2 separate regions of the Mus musculus genome follow, and region 2 is linked to region 1. A link is a contact called in ENCODE Hi-C or POLR2A ChIA-PET data. All regions are on one chromosome and are shown on one strand. The core of a region is the stretch at or near the end of the contact, and the rest is flanking DNA. Distances in the headings are between cores, read along the strand shown. Region 1 holds the start of Rec8 (REC8 meiotic recombination protein). Region 2 holds the start of Gmpr2 (guanosine monophosphate reductase 2).

The links. Hi-C counts contacts between places; a loop is a spot of excess contacts on that map. ChIA-PET counts read pairs that join two places held with the same protein, here RNA polymerase II (POLR2A).
Region 2: POLR2A ChIA-PET joins it to region 1 with 12 read pairs in embryonic stem cell. The contact joins the promoter of Gmpr2 here to the promoter of Rec8 in region 1. A Hi-C loop is called at or near these places in 1 of 37 maps with a recorded cell type or tissue (T-helper 2 cell). POLR2A ChIA-PET finds 5 or more read pairs at or near these places in 4 of 5 experiments (Patski and embryonic stem cell).

What each region holds. Positions count from the first base shown.
Region 1 is chr14:55,616,896-55,619,595 of GRCm38, forward strand. Rec8 (REC8 meiotic recombination protein) reads left to right here and starts at 1,271. Exons shown (of 20, transcript NM_020002.3): 1 at 1,271-1,458; 2 at 1,651-1,763; 3 at 1,847-1,915; 4 at 2,003-2,145; 5 at 2,226-2,301; 6 at 2,685-2,700. The coding sequence starts at 1,708.
Region 2 is chr14:55,670,951-55,673,650 of GRCm38, forward strand. Gmpr2 (guanosine monophosphate reductase 2) reads left to right here and starts at 1,285. Exons shown (of 10, transcript NM_177992.2): 1 at 1,285-1,434; 2 at 1,756-1,851; 3 at 2,000-2,119. The coding sequence starts at 1,765. It overlaps Nedd8 (neural precursor cell expressed, developmentally down-regulated gene 8), which reads right to left and starts at 930. Exons shown (of 4, transcript NM_008683.4): 1 at 845-930. The coding sequence starts at 862.

The sequences.
Region 1 (2,700 bases), core at 21-2,520:
TTGTGTGTGTATGTGTGTACATATGTATATATGTGAATATGCATATGTGTATATATGTATATACACATATATGCCAGTCAGGCTTTCTACGACTGAGCTACATTTCCACATCTCCAGCCCAGTTTTTACTTTTTACTTTTTACTTTTTTTTTTTTTTTTTTTTTGAGACAGGATTTCATTATCTCTCCCTAACTGGTCTGTAGACCAGGCCAGTCTCAAACTCTTAAGAGATCCTCCTGTTGCTGAGATAAAAGTATTATGCCCAGCTCATGAGACCCCTGCTTCCCCAAGAGACCACCAGGGCCCCCAATTCTGATGCAAATACTTGTGAGAGTCTTTATTCAAGCTCGAGCTTGGGCTACAAACCTTCCTGATGGAACAGGAAGGAGAGTGACCCCAGCTCTAGGTGAAGGGGTTTATAAAGGAAAAAAACCTGCAAGCAGGGGTTTCTTAGCCCTGGCATTACATGAAAGGGTAAAGGAATGTTGGCCTCTCAATGCTGGGGGGCATATCGCTTCAAGGACAGCAGGCAGTAGCTTTTTCCAAGTACAGCAGCTTATAGTAGAGTTTATTCTGCTACCTCAGTCCCTTCAAGAGGTGTGCACACCACTCTTGGCCTGTTTTGTTTTTTGCTTAGAGCTAGTGTTCAAATTGTCTAGGCTGGCTTTGAACCTGCCTCCCTTCCAAGTAGCAGCTGAGATTATAGGAGTTTGTAGTTACAGCTCCCTTGGCTGTTTTCTTTCTTGTTGAATAAAAGGCCACCTCACACAGTTTCTTGCACTTAGCACAGCACAGACCCTTACTGGGCACAAAATCGGGTTGGTGAAATTTAGGAGTAAGGACAGGTCCTATGCTCAGGCAAGGTACCTTCTCTTACATCTCTGTATCATAAACAGCACCAAGGCATCTGCCCTTCACATGACCCCGGCTCCTAAAAGATACTTTGTCAGCTGTCGCCAGGGAGAGAGACTGGATTTTCTCTCCGTTTATTGGTCAGCTTTGCACCTTGGCGAAGTCCTTGTTACTACCCGAGAACGAGAGGCCATTGGCCAGAACACCTCACAATGCCTTGGTAGCGCTCAGAATTCTCGTGATTGGCTGGCGACTATTCTCCAAGAGCCTATGGCCTGGAACTGAGTTCTGCTGCCTGGCTCCAGGAGTCTTTGAGTTTCTTCTGGCGCGGCTTCTCATTGGCTGTCGGTGGTACAAAGCCTTGGAGAGTGTGCACCTGATCCCGCTGGAGGGCGACAGGACCTAGAGCAAGGTCCAGAAGCTCAACGACGACGACTACGGCGGCGGCGGCGGTGGTGGTGGTGGTGGTGGTGGTGGTGGCGGGCAGCAGAGTCGAAGAAGGCCTCTTGACCAGAAGAGGACTCAGTCTTCTTTGAAGATCTGTTCTGTGTCTCTGCCCGGGTTTTTCTTGGAGCTCCGCATCTCTGCCTGGACAGAATCCTGATGGTATGGTGCGCGTTGTGCAGACCTTTTTAGGAATGGCCAAAGGAGGGATGCTTAGCTCCTGTGTCTTTGGTTACCTCCTAATTCAGTTGTATAGTCAGTCGTTTTACTAATTGGGCTTTTTGCATCCATATCTACCACACCCCCGTCCAAATTCCTACTCTTCAATGGTGCTGGAAATCTCGTATTCTCAAGAATTCGGATTGAGATCCAAACGGGATTGGTGCAGGGAAGGTGAACCCAGGAGCAAAGATGTTCTACTATCCTAACGTGCTTCAGCGCCACACAGGCTGCTTCGCCACCATCTGGTGAGCACAGGGCTGATGGCTATGCCAGGAGCCAGGTAGTGGGATCTCCCCTTGACAAGCCGTTCCTGCCCCCACCCCTCCAGGCTGGCAGCAACCCGAGGCAGCCGTTTGGTGAAGCGTGAATACCTAAATGTGAATGTGGTAAAGACCTGGTAAGATCCAGAAAAGAGGGAGGAATCGCTGGTGTGGGGCTTCTGGTTTTTGGGTGTTGCATTGATCAGGGCTTCTTGTTCTCCCAGCGAGGAAATCCTCAATTATGTGCTGGTAAGAGTGCAACCTCCGGTGGCCGGGCTGCCCCGCCCCCGCTTCTCCCTCTATCTCTCCGCCCAGCTTCAGATTGGTGTGATAAGGGTCTACTTTCAACAGTGCCAGTACCTTGTGGGTAAGGCTAGAGACTCCAGAGGTGGGCTAGAGCTGAAGGAGCCATGACTAGGTTGTTTATTTTACCGTTTTCACCCACAGAAGACATCCAGCATATCCTGGAGCACCTACATCGTGCCCAGCTGCGGATTCGCATTGATATGGAGGAGGCTGACCTGTGAGGCCCTGGGACTGAAACCATCCATACCAAGCTGCTTGGCCTCGTGCATTGTGTGTGTGTGTGTGTGTGTGTGTGTGTGTGTGTGTGTGTGTGTGTGAGAGAGAGAGAGAGAGAGAGAGAGAGAGAGAGAGAGAGAGAGAGAGGAGAGAGAGAGAGAGAGAGAGAGAGTAGGGGTAGAGGATCGGGAAGGGGGTAGGGAGAGAGGGCACTGTATGCATGTGGAGGTCAGAGAACAGCCAATAAAGTGGGCTCTCTTCCTTATGCTAGTTCAAATTCAGGGATGAAATTAGGGACTGTGGGGTTTGGTGGCATCACCTTTACCAGCCGAGCCATCCCACTCACCCTCAGTCTCTCTCCTTTACATCCCTGTTCTCGCCCAGACCTAGCTTGCTTCTT
Region 2 (2,700 bases), core at 35-2,534, 54 kb after region 1:
GCCCTCTGACTTCAATCTTTAATTAAAGTTTTTTTTGGAAGGAATGTAGAAAAAAAGGCTAATAGTTGACGTGTCCAGTAACTGAAGATAGACTGAACACAGCAATGAAAAGGTCAGATTAATGCCAGGCCTCCTCATTATTATCATTTTTGTGTCTCTGTCTAAATGTACAGCAGAATGGCCTGATGGGTTTAAAACTGAACATCTACGGGAGTTGAAGACAGAGTACCAAGAACCAACGCATCGATAAGTAGCCTAAATTAGCCAAAGAAATGAGGCTAGTTCTTAATGTCCAGTTCCGACAGAAGGTGCCTAGTACCACTCCGAGCTTAGCTACTGTAAGACGGGTGAGACACTAACCTTGGCTCGTAGTCTAGCTACTGAAAGGCCCTCACTTTCATCAGACTCTAATCAGTGCTGTGCTCTGGAGGGAGCCTGTGTTAGGGCCTGAGAGAAGTATACAATCTAGGCATGAAGAACAGGGGACAAAGCTTTCCCAAAAAATTCTGGAGTGAGGAGCCAAGCTGCTGCCAGGCCTTCTCTATGACTGCAAGGGCTTGAATACAGTGAGACCAGGACAAACGCTGCCTCCTTCTGGGTCTGAATACAGACTGGCAAGAAAGTAGGACAGGCTTCCTTGTAAGACCCGAAGTCTTCAGGCTGGATCGGCCTCCAGAGCTCAAAGCCTCCCGGGGTCCCCCTAGTTCCCATCAAGCCTCGCGCAGGGCCCCGAGGGTGTCAGCCCTCCAAGTTCAGGAAAGGCATGGTTTTCCTTCCCGCCTCTCCCTTAAGGCGCAGCGGCCAACCCTGCACCGAGTCTTGGAAAGTCTGGAAACGCTCCCACCTTCACTTTAATTAGCATCTTCTTCCCAGGTTGGGGTTGCAGGCGGCTAGAGTGCTGCTTCTCCCGCTGTGGTCGCTGCTGCCGCTGCCGCTTCCCAGCACTCCACGGCAAGGAACACTTCTGCTTCCGGGTCACTCTCTGGACCCACCCTCTCCTCTTTCCACCGGGTTCCCGAAACGCTCAGGAGTGCCCTCGTGTTCTGTGTCAGTGGGGTTGTAAAGAGAAAGGCAAGTCGGCTAGGAACAGCCAGACGGCGCCCTGAGACCCCGCGCGTGGCCACCGAACTGGTGTTAGCGGCGAGCTGGAACGGAACAAACTACTTGTCCCATCATGCCTGGAGGCAGCTCTGTCCTTTGCATCCTAGGAGTTGTAGTTCTTCTGCCGCTCGCACTCAACGGCAGCTTGAGTGTGTGGACTCTGTTACCCAGAAGGCCTTGCACAGCGCCCGAAGCTAGAATTCCTTGGGTAGTCGAGTTTGCAATTAGCGGAACTCGTTCGAGTGGCCCTGAAGGCTCATCGAGGCTGCACGCGGCTAGTTGCTAAGCAAAAGAATCTTTGGTCAACTGCCACCTGAGTCAAAGCAACAGGAAGTGAGTACCGCTATGCCGGAAGCTGGTTAAAATCTCTTTTCTCATCCCTAAGTTAGCTTCTTACTCTAAGTTGCCCTTTGCAGGGGCGAAAAAAGGGAGAGTAACTAGGTAAGGAAGCACCTTCAGGAACCATAATCTCTTCCCAATTCTCCCTAAAAATCATACCTGGGATTGAAGCATTAGGATAATCCAGACACTGGATGGTCCCAGGGAGACTTGAAGAACCACACCCTGATCTGACTTTACACAGTTTAAGCGTGAGAGGCGAACTTTGTTACTTCCCAGTCTTACAGCCTCATTTTTTTTTAAATCTAACTCCAGCTTTGCATCATGCCTCATATTGATAATGATGTGAAACTTGACTTCAAGGATGTCCTGTTGAGGCCCAAACGCAGCACTCTTAAGTCTCGAAGTGAGGTGAGCCAGTTGTCTTCCTTGGTTTTTATTTATTTATTTATTTTTACCTCAAGCTTCTAATGGACCAGGTCCAAGAAAGCTGTCAGGTTCGAGAACGATACATATTTTCTGAATGAATGAAATCTTAATGTCCTCTTAATGTCTGCAGGTAGAGCTCACAAGATCATTTTCGTTCCGGAACTCAAAGCAGATGTACAGTGGCATCCCTGTCATTGCTGCCAATATGGATACCGTGGGCACTTTTGAAATGGCTAGGGTTCTCTGTAAGGTGAGATTAACCTTATGCCCCCTACCAGATCTTCTCCCAGCTAGCGGCTACAGAGGAATTGCATCTGTATTCCCAGTCTCTGGCAATTAACAGAATGTTGTGTTTACTATTTTTTTTTCCATTACTAAGAACCATTTGATCAGTTCAAAGATCTGTCTGAACTAGTGAGATTCAAATTTAGATCTGTTTCATCTTTTTTATTATAATCTCCCATAAATTATATACTTTACCAAATTCTTCCAGTGCCCACCCAGGTCAACCCAAGCACATGCATTTCTTCAGTCAGTCATTGTTTGAACATTAAGCAGTCACTGTTTAGTCCAGAAATTAAATACTGTTTTGAGTATTTAAAAATTTTCAACCTGGGATATTACAGAAAAAAGGAGTTTATTAGTTTTCTTGTATGCCTACTATTATTTTAATTTTTCACTTCTTTAAGGTTCTTTTAGGTTCCTGGGAGTTTCTGAGATCTATCCCAAATGGAAGTTTTGTTCTTAAATACAGATTGTTCCCTTTGAAAATGGAAGACACTGCTCCTGACAGTAATATCACTTGCCTCTATGCATGTAGTTGAGAAGGTA